Linked DNA regions of Homo sapiens: region 1 is linked to region 2. A link is an interaction called in ENCODE POLR2A ChIA-PET data of the cell type or tissue named here. Cell type or tissue: IMR-90. All regions are shown on one strand. Each heading gives the region's core, and the rest is flanking DNA. Links, peaks and the distances in the headings are about the cores only.

Evidence for each region. Peaks named below come from ENCODE experiments on the same cell type or tissue, not always from the same donor. Only the 100,000 strongest peaks of a DNase experiment are listed, where the experiment ranks them.
Region 1: POLR2A ChIA-PET joins it to region 2 with 5 read pairs; 3 of 35 experiments call an interaction of 5 or more read pairs at or near these places.

The regions. Positions count from the first base shown.
Region 1 is chr3:105,930,942-105,936,759 of GRCh38, forward strand. No RefSeq gene overlaps it. Among named protein-coding and RNA genes, the nearest start is that of CBLB, 65 kb to the left of the region's middle. In IMR-90, for the core only: no CTCF peak of the experiment used is centred there; a DNase peak (open chromatin) is centred at 3,110.
Region 2 is chr3:105,693,929-105,698,928 of GRCh38, forward strand. All of the region lies in intron 12 of CBLB (Cbl proto-oncogene B), which reads right to left. Among named protein-coding and RNA genes, the nearest start is that of CBLB, 170 kb to the right of the region's middle. In IMR-90, for the core only: no CTCF peak of the experiment used is centred there; no DNase peak of the experiment used is centred there.

The sequences.
Region 1 (5,818 bases), core at 368-5,367, 240 kb after region 2:
TGTGTTACAAGAAAGAGACAACTTGTTTTCATTCCCTTCCCCAGGGTTGGCATGGAGATGTGCTTACCTAGTTTGATTTGAGGGGCACTAGGAAGGCAGGCTTACTCAGATCCAGACTAGCTCCGGTTCAAATCCTCATTTGAAAGGCTACCATTTAAGAAATATTTCTTAGTTTTTTTTTTTCTTTTGGTAACATCTAGTTCTATACAAATCCCTTAGTAAAATATCAATATTCTTAGAGTATTATACTTTGAGTCAATATCAGTAACACTTTAGGGGATTTGTTGATCCAAATCATTTCCAGTGGTGACAGATAACAGAGAGCACAATCCCAAAGGAGTGAGGCAAAGGACGCAGTGGAGGTTTTCCTTTAGGAAGGCAGGCAGTAGGTAATGCTGAGAGAGCCAAACAAGTGATATGAAACAGAAAATAAATTGCATTTATTTACAGTTTTATCAAATTTTATCTGCATAGTGCATAGACAGGCATCAATTCTGACCTTGGGAAAAAATATCACTTGATAATATGAGACTGTCAATTTACCATAGAAATTACTTAGGAAAGTAAACATAGTACCCTACAAAGTCTTAAGCTTGTTTTTTTGCAAAACAACAACAAAAAAGCATAACCTAGTTGAGATGTGTCAGATGTGTTCTCTTCTGGTAATGTGTGCTATCTCAAGGTCAAATGAATCCCAGCAGGGAGACCACAAATACACAGCATTATAAATGACCCCAGGAAAACAGAAACATGAATATTCATCATTTTTAAGCATTCCAAGACAGCAGGAGACTATTTTCATGAGGTTGTATGACACCTTTAATGATATGACTATTTGACAGCTCTTTCGTTCCAGGAAAAAAAAAATCGACAAAGAGTCAGGGGAGTCATAAGTCAAATCAAAATCTCAAAGGAGAAATCAAACCTCAGAAGTACTTTTCAAAGACTGGGACAGAGTGTTCAATGTAAAGGCGTGTTACAGTGTCTCACGTTTGTTTCTAAAGTGTTATACAATCAATAATTAAGCAACAATAATTTCAATTAAAGGAGGACTAGGAAGATTTCAAAAAAAGGATAAAACTGTAAAGACTTTGCTCAACACATCTAGTTAATCAGAGACAGAATAATAATTAAGTTATAGTTTTAATTTTTATTTCCTCAACACTAGGCAATAAAATGATTGGTATTCTTTGTTGATAGCAAAATCCTAGTTCCCACTAATAATATCCATTCATCTACTTATTCCTTTGACAAGCATAAAAATATTAGTTGTACTATATGCTAAGGACTGTCAAAATCACTAGGGTTGGGGCTGGGCACAGTGCTTATGCCTGTAATCCCAGCACTTTGGGAGGCTGAAGCAGGCTGACCACTTGAGGTCAGGAGTTTGATACCAGCCTTGCCAACATGGCGAAACCCCGTCTCTACTAAAAACACAAAAATTAGCCGGGTGTGGTGATGGGCACCTGTAATCCCAGCTACTTGTGAGGCTGAGGCAGGAGAATCGCTTTAACCCGGAAGGCAGAGGTTGCAGTGAGCCGAGATCGCGCCACTGCACTCCAGCCTGGGCGATGAGACTCTGTTTCAAAAAAAAAAAAAAAAAATCTGTAGGGTTATAAGAATACCAGAAGATGCGGGAGATGAGACTGAAAGCAAGACAAGGAACACAAAGTTTCGTTACTGGAGAAAGAGCCCAGGTGTAGATACAGTGAAGGAAGTAATTGAGTAAAAGGTTGGAAGCCAAGGAATCCACTCAGCATCTGTCTGGTTGCCTGCCGTGGTTGCTGGGTCTGCATACTTGTGGGAGTTATACAATATCCGGCACAAAAAGGGTACACGTTAAAGTTTCTGTGATTCTAGCTGCCACGTATTGACTCGATGTGTTAACCCAAGCAATTATCAAATGCTGATCAGAAATGCTGAGCATTTTAACATTGTAAATGGGATCATGTTAACATTCCTGTTAAAAATTGCTTCAAAAACTTTCCACTGCACTCAGAATAAAATTCGAACTCCTTAGTACCACCTATAAAGCCTTATGTGATCCAGTCCCTGCTACCTCTTCAATTTCATCTCATCACTCTGCCCCTGACTCTCCATTCTCCACTTTAACTACCCTCCCTTTAGTGCCTCCAACATGCCAAGACCTCTGTATGTGCTTTCCCTTTGCCAGGAAGTCTCATGTCAATCGCTCTCCATCTGACTAGCCCCTATTCATCTTTGCAATTTGAGTTCAAATGTCCCTTAATAAGGGATCCTCACCTATCAAGTCTAAAATAAATTACTAGTTTCTCATTATGCTATCTCATTTCCCACTGTTCTTTTTCTTCATGGCACATATTATAAATTGAAATCATATGATAGCATATGATGTAATTATCTTCCATTATATCTAGAGTGTTTTAAGCTCCCTGAGGACAGGGATCATGTTGCTTTTATTTACAATATAATGCTAGACTTATAATAAGTACTAGATAAATGTTTGTTAAAAGGATAAAGGACAATTATGTATAACTTTGAAGAATATGAGAAATTAATTACTATATAATGCATATAGGACGTTGCAATCAAGAGATTATTTTTGACTTGGGTTCTAAAATTTAGAATAGCAGATTCAGCCCTTGGTAACAACCATGTGGGCTAGATGACTGTGACTGTTCCTGGTACATTTGGCATCCAAAAGTATCCAATCCCGGCTCTTTGGTCCTGTCACTTTTCTTCTTTGAGCCTTAGTTTCCCAAAGCATTAAATGGGTGGTTGAGTTGGATGGTCTTTGTGATTCCTATATTGAAGTTTTTGTAAAATTATATTCTCATGTAGAAATTTTAGGAAAAAGTGATTTCTGTGCAGCATTAAGGATTTTAATTCTTAGCAGCCTTTGCTTATCAAGTTGGTGGTATAACAGAGGAAGGTTAAGGACTTGGGTCTATTTACTTACTTTTCACCCGTTCCCTTCACCTAAAAAACATATCTGATTCCCTGAGCAGAGACTAGAAATATGCATGGGCATGTACGCAAAAAAAAGACAAGCATTTAACTTTCCTAATACTCTTATCACTTCAACATCTAGGTTTGGCAGAGAAACACAGAACTCCTCACAACAGCTGCGTTCACTATCATGTGTGCATACCAAATAAGGGATTTCTACTTTACAAAATGCTGTTTCGGAAAGTCAAACATACAGTTGCTCTATCCTCATATGTCACTGTCTTAAGAAAGTAAATATTCTGTAAATTCATTTCAAAGAATATGTTAGACTTTTTTTAAAAAAAAAACTTTTGATCTGTACTCACATACTGTAAGTTGCCAAAGGACACATTAGGAATGTGGGTAGAATTTCAAATATATGACACCATACTTATAAATGTGCTTGTTACTGCTACAGTAAGTCTTTTGACTTTAAAAATACCATTCTGCCAATGGACGTTGCCACTGTTTCTCAAAGGGTCAGTGTTGTAGAGTATCTACCATATCATTTGGCGTGATTATACATTCACTGTTGATAAAGTTCAATTCATAGCCAGGAAATAATAGCCATCAACTAAGATTCACAAAGACAAGTCTATTAGTAAACTATTACCACAACCACCTATAGTTTAGCATAAAAAAACTTTCTAAGTTGTAACATGACTTGAACTGAGAACCACAAGGTGTCACAGACTCATTTTATAATCTAGGAGAAGAAAATTTTATTCCTAATTATTCCTTTATTCTGAAAGAGAGACAATAATACCAGATACATGTCTCAGTCTCAGAAACATTCAGAATATTTGTGGATTGATGGTGTAGGCCCTGATCTGATGGATACTTTATGAACATAGACCTGAATAACCATTATGGGTATGCAAACATTTGTCTAATAATTATTTTTGGAGAAGATATTTTTATAAATTACTATATTAGTTAAGAGCTGAAATCAAATGATAAAGATCTGGAAGTACAATTGGAGCCGAGTAAGACCCAAGACTTTGGTTTACACCATTTCTTCTGTAGTCTGGGATACTCTATGCTCTTTCTTTTCCCAACATGAACATCAAACATCCCCTTCTCTATAAAGTCTCTCTTTAATTTGCCTCCCCCAAGCAAATCGATCACTCACTCCCACACTTTTTTGTATATTACTGTGGTACTCTGCACACATGCCTATTATAAACTTTAATTACTTTGTTGAATTCACTTCCTTTTGGTAGTAAGCTTCTTGAAGGAAGTCACCATCTTACTCATCTTTGTTTATTTTCAACTTTATCTTAGTACTATGTGCCATGGCTAAAAAAGATGAATAAAGTCTAGGCTCTGCTTGCTGGGACTTCTCATTGTGATCAGATTTTTAATAAATGTGGTTACTTGACACCTGGTATTAATAGCTTGTCAAAGATTAAAGATTATGTTCAGCAGAAAACTGGCCTTGGGCTCTCAGAAAAAAATAAGTAAAATGTGGTTTGTTTCCTTTCTTTTTCCCAGTCTATGCCTATCTTCCAACCCTCAGGTTCTCAGAGTCTTCTGGTTGCCTACAGAGCTTCAAAATCCTCACATGATTCACATAGAATAGATCTGCCATTCCTGGAAATGTCTCAGCTCTCTTCATTTTTTTATCTAATTTTTTCTTGCTCTAACCTGTCCCCAGTGAAGACTCCTTTTTATATATGTTTATGCTTGGTGTTGATCTGATTATATGAACAAAGTAATTTATATTACACAGTAATTTATATTATAATAAATTATTGATATCTTATGGAGTATTAATAAGAATTTCTGATTAAGAGAAAGTGTGAACTTACAGAGAGGCTATTGCTCAGTTTGATCCTGAACTACAAAGCATAAATCCATCTACTTAACTCTCCTCTTCTGGGTTCCAGGGCAGGGCAGTGAATCCCTTGGATGAGATTCTCATCTCTCTTAGGTCCACTTTTCTGAAACATGAAGAAAATACTCTCTGGGATTTGGTGGAATGAGGTGGCCAGAGATGACTAATTTAAAAATGAATGAAGTCGATCTTTGGTACTATGTATATTCTCTCTCACATTTTTTTATTCTTGTGTATCCTAATAATCATTTTTTATTTTTCTAATAAGCATGTTAAGTAGATAATTTAAAAATTATATGAGAGTAGAAATTCATTCTCACACTGCTAATAAAGACATACCTGAGACCGGGTAATTTATAAAAGAAAGGGGTTTAATGAACTCACAGTTCTACATGGCTGAGGAGGCTTCACAATCATGGCGGAAGACAGGAGGAGCAAAAGTCATGTCTTACATGGCATCAAGCAAGAGAGTGTGTGCAGGGGAACTCCCCATTATAAAACTATCAGATCTCATGAGACTTATCCATTACCACAAGAACAGCACAGGAAAGACCCATCCTCCTGATTCAGTTACCTTCCACTGGGCCCCTCACACAACACATGGGAATTCTGGGAACTACAATTCAAGATGAGATTTGGGTGGGGAAACAGCCAAACCACATCAGGTTATAAAGTGTTTTCTGGGTTAAATTGATAATTTTAAGGACTAATTTATCCAAAATCTCCCTAGCCTACTTATTTATTTTGATGAAATGAAGTATACTTTCCACAAGGCATGTAGAAAAAAAAGACTGATTTATTAAGACAGTGTAGACAAACAAGTAAAAAGACTTATATAAGCATACATCATCCATATCCAAATCTTAATCTTGGGTTCCAATGCAGGGACACATCCATGGACTGGTTATTTACAATGTATAGTCAGTAATGGGCAGTGGGTCCATTATTCTTTTAGATTGTTGTGCTTTACTTCTGCTGGATCCCCAATTACTTGATTTGTTCCATGAACCCATG
Region 2 (5,000 bases), core at 1-5,000:
TCTATAAGGGGTAAAGAAAAAAGCAGCACTGATGTTATTCTTTTTTTAATTCCTTCCAAATTAAAGTGCTCTAAATTATATTTCTCCATGGTGAACGGAACATTCTTAAACTTTCTGATGAAACAGTACATTAATATAATCAGAAGTGCCTTTGTTCTTTCATGGTTGAAGCTTCTGTGCTAATGATAACTAGAGACCTGTTCTGGCTTTCCAAGTGCAGGCAAATTTAAACAAAATTTTCAGTTTGTGAACACACAAACCACAATTTCTAACTTGCTCATATGGGACCATCCAAAGCCAGTGTTCAATTACTCTGAATTAGGAGATTCTGATGTCTAGATTTCTGTTACACTACAGGAAATGTCTGAAAAACTGTTCGTTTCTCCTACAATTTGAAATTACAGCAACTTAAAGGGGGGCGGTTATGAGAGGATAATTTTGCAGAAACATATTCACAAGAAAAAATTGAACACATTTTAAGACCTATAAGCAATCATTAGATTTTTATCATGGAGTTATTTTGCAAACTCTTATTAATTCATATTTAATAGGTAGACTGATGGTGGGGCTAAATACATGTAAAGTAATTTGAGCAGTGCTAGATAATTCAGTCAAGGACTTACCAATTACTTTCCCCCATCATATTTCTAAAATGATGTGGAAGCTTTAGAATACAAAATTTAAAAGACCATACCCTTACCTATCAACTTAAAATAAGAAACAAGTTTAAAGAACATATTTGAAATGTATCAACGTTCGTATTTCAAAGCTACAAAATCAAATTTTATAGCTTTAAAGTTTCACTAGAGACTGGTCTTATGCTTTAGTACCAATTTCTCTTTTTTCATGTTTCCCTTCATTAGACTCAATATACTGTAGCCATACCATGACAAAATATTACCTTTAAATACAATGATTTTATCTGGGCTTTTGACTGTGGCCAAATAACAGAACAAGGCAAAGTGTTCTGAAGTGTGCCAGAAAGAAGAAATTTCCTAATAGATATTAATCATTTTGAAGTTTAATAAAATCCTTTAACATAAAAAAAGGCCTTTTAACAGACAAACACACATATCAAACCACAAACGCTCATTGTGATATTGAGCATTGGAAGTCATTCTTCATTGGAATTCTTTGCATGCTGCAGGAATAGACACAATGTAAGATATCTGCAATCAAATTTCCTTAATTCATATTACAAATACATATAAAACTCATTTGGGAAAATGTAATGTGGATTTTATATGCAATAGTTTGTTATTTTAGGACAAAGCATCCAACATAGATAGATGCTTAATAAAATTTCAGCAACAATAAAATAAAAGACAGATATGGGAATAATAGTTTCAGCTGTATTGGCTCTAATTTAACAATAAACCAACTATGATTTTATAATCAGAACATTATGAACGTATCTTTAAAAAATACCAATACACTCAAACATTTACTGGTATTGAAATTGCTTTCATCTTGCACATTAGGTAAATGAGAATAAAATACTAATAACAGAGTTTGCATATTTTTATGTACTACTATTAAATTTCATGAAGACAAGTCATACAGGCAATGATGTCTATCACTAGTAAAGCCACAAAGTACAATTAATGAGGTAACTTACTCTTGGAGGGCAATACCTAAGAAAATTAAGTGACTTATTCCTAATTTTTTGAAACAATCCATTAATCTGCTTTAAAATGCAAATGTCACTTTTTCTAACTGTTTCAGAAATACCATTTGTTACTGATGTATAGTAACTAAAGGATTTCTATGGCCACTGAAATGCTGTAGTGTCTTTTCTGAACCATTCATTTGATGTTTGGCATCTGATAATATTTTGCTCATGTTCTGTGTACTTACGTTTTGTCAAGGAGAATTTAGGCCACACTGGGCCTCTTTCAGGACAAAAATTCTATTACTCCTTTACCATTTTATAGCATATGCCTTACAGTGCTTTACACACAGTAAGGCTTAAATTAATATTGACTGCTGATTGGCTCAGATGCACTTATTAATGGAAGTATTAACTAGTGAAATCACTTTCCTTAGGTTTAGCTGAAAGAAATTCATTATTACTGAAATACTCTCAGCAAATATGTGTGAGTATATATATGTTATATATATACACATACATATATATACATACATACATATATACACATACACACACACACACATATATATAATTTGCTTAATGGCTGTTATTCCTATAAACTGTTCATAAATATGTACTGAGAGTTGACAATACGCCTAATACAAAACTTGGAATAGAACTGTATAGTTCTTTCCTAATTAGTAGATTGAGATAGCAAAGGACCTAAATGCGCAGGTACTTTATAAAATGATGATCATGTTTCCGTTCATCTAAAATGGCTGTTCATATTTATTGACGGTGGCTAGAGGACAAGATTTAACATTATGTCATTCTGAATTTCATGTTCTCACCTGCAACCATTTCTTTACACCCAAAAATCATTTTAGCTGCCACTACCTGAGTGAGTACAATAAATCACAACTTTGGGGGCTAAAAATAAATACTTTATATATTTTCCAGATATCTGAAAAACCTGTTTGCAAATGGTAAAAAAGAACTATAGTTCCTCAAATGCACAGACTGATAGTATCAACTGAAGCAGTTCACACTGAAACCTCACTGAATCCTCAACTAAGAAACATTTTTTTGTCCTCTGCATTCTTAGCTCACTGTCTGAAATCTATCACAATTGCATTGGAAATGCTACCAATTTAAATCTTCTAAATTCCCAATTCTGTTTCTAGCATTCCTCTGCCAGAAAAGAAAACTTTAAATATTCTTTCCTGCCTACCAAATTATGATTACTTAATGTAGAATTCAAGACACTTCATAATTGGTTTTAACTTTCCTTGCCATGGTCTTACCTCACCTGCCTACTCTTTTTATGCTATAGGCTATCCAAAACTGACTACATTATTACTATACATATTCTCCCACCTCCATGCTATTTCTTTCTGTCATACCTACAAAAACAACAGCTGCCAATCTTTTAATGTTTATAGCCAGTGACCCTCTTGCATGAAGCTTTCTTTATTCCTTTTTCAGTCCTGCATCTTGGAATTTTTTTTCTTCTTGGGGATCCCACACATTTTCTGGATGCTTCTCATATGCCTTACCTCTTAATCACATGCCTGTCTCATCCTGACTAGCTTTTCTGTGCTTTATTCCTCTTTGTATTCCCCAGAGTGTCTTGAACATCCTAGGTACTCATATAGCTGAATTAGGTAATGAGGTTGAAGAACTAAGAAAATAGTGGAAGTGTAGACTTGTGAAAGAAGTATAAACTGGCTTGTATAATTTATTAGAAATCTAGGTTATCTTAGAGTAATATTTCTCTAAATGCCTCAAGGTATCATCTAATCCTAAAGTGTAAAATGTTTTCTTGTGATTCAGATATTGTTTAAAAACTGAAGATTAAAACATATGGGACCCTTGAGATACAGAGAAAACAATTTTGTGAAAATCTTAGCACAATTAAGAAAAACATCTTTTAAAAATCTTACAAAACACAAGCCTTTACCTTATCCTACACATGTAAACCCCTACACATGCTACCTCAAAAGTATCCCTATAATTTGTCCTTCAACGTCAGACTGTACATGAAACCAGCACACACACAGGACTGATTTTCTGAAAGACAGCCCTTGAAATTTATAGATAACTTTAAGGTCATGAATGTAAACATGTGCCTCTCCACCAAAAGTACAACAAGCCACAACTGCAAAAAGGGAAATCATTTGATATATTTATCTTGCAGCATCTTCAAAAGATTATCATGCAAAGGTCATCTTTAGGACAATGTCACCGTAAGTTACATGACCAGTTAAAGATAGTTTTATCATATAAGAAACAGCAGTATTCTTACTGCCTCAAGAGAACAAATAATGACAGTTGGGTATAATGTTAATATCTAGAAATAAGTAGATACATTGCAAGTTTTTAGTCATATTTTAATATATTTTGGTGAATTATTTTGCTCAGATAATTAAAACAAACCACCAACAACAATAAATATCTAGCCAACAAGATGTTTATTAAGGAACAGCTTTATAAGGTGACTAAAATCTGAGACTTTCAGAGAATGGAAACAATGCTATAGGATAGAAATCTCTTACCATCAAAATCAGATAAATAAACAATAACTCTTAGCTTGTAGATCCACATTTAAAGTAAAGTATTACCTTGGCTAGCTTTTGATTATGCTAGGTAGGAGGGGAAGAGTAAAGGGAGTAAATGAATATCACAAAAACTTCTTAGACTTCACTTTAACTATGAGCTAGAATAATTTTTTCCTCAGAGCTCTCTACAATTACCAAATGGAGTAATTAGAGCTTAATTTATTTCCATTTCCCCTATCATTCATTGTTCTAGTGACAATGCAAACAGAAAAGGCAAATGGTTCTTCTGGATGATGGGAACTGACATAATGACAGGACGAGTAATGAAGGGAAGCGAGTCCTCGCCCATTGACAGGGTATTGACTTTTATAAATTCCCTTGTGTTCCACATGTATAATTAGTTTTCACTTAAATTTTTAGTACTTATCTACATTTTCTTATCTCTAAAATGGGAAGATGCTACTAGATTTGAAGCTTTGCCGCTTATGAAAACTACTAAACCTAAGCGGCAGTTTTTACCATTTGACCAAAAAAAAAAAAAAAAAAAAAGCGCATTTGCTTATATTAGGGGCCTGATAAATTATGTGAATAAAACAGCCTCCAAATACCTAAATCTCCCACTCTTTAATCCAATGATAAAGTAAGACAAAACAAAATGGCACTATTAGGTATGAAGGGTGAAAATACGTTAACATCTACTATTTTCATTAAAAATCTTAGTCTTTTTAAAAAATCAAAATATCTCCCCTTTCTCTTCACCCGCTCTCCTTTTCTTGTTGTATATGATCTACATGTTTAAAATGACTACTCTTCTGCAGAGGAACAAAAATCCTATTTTAAATAAGAAAACT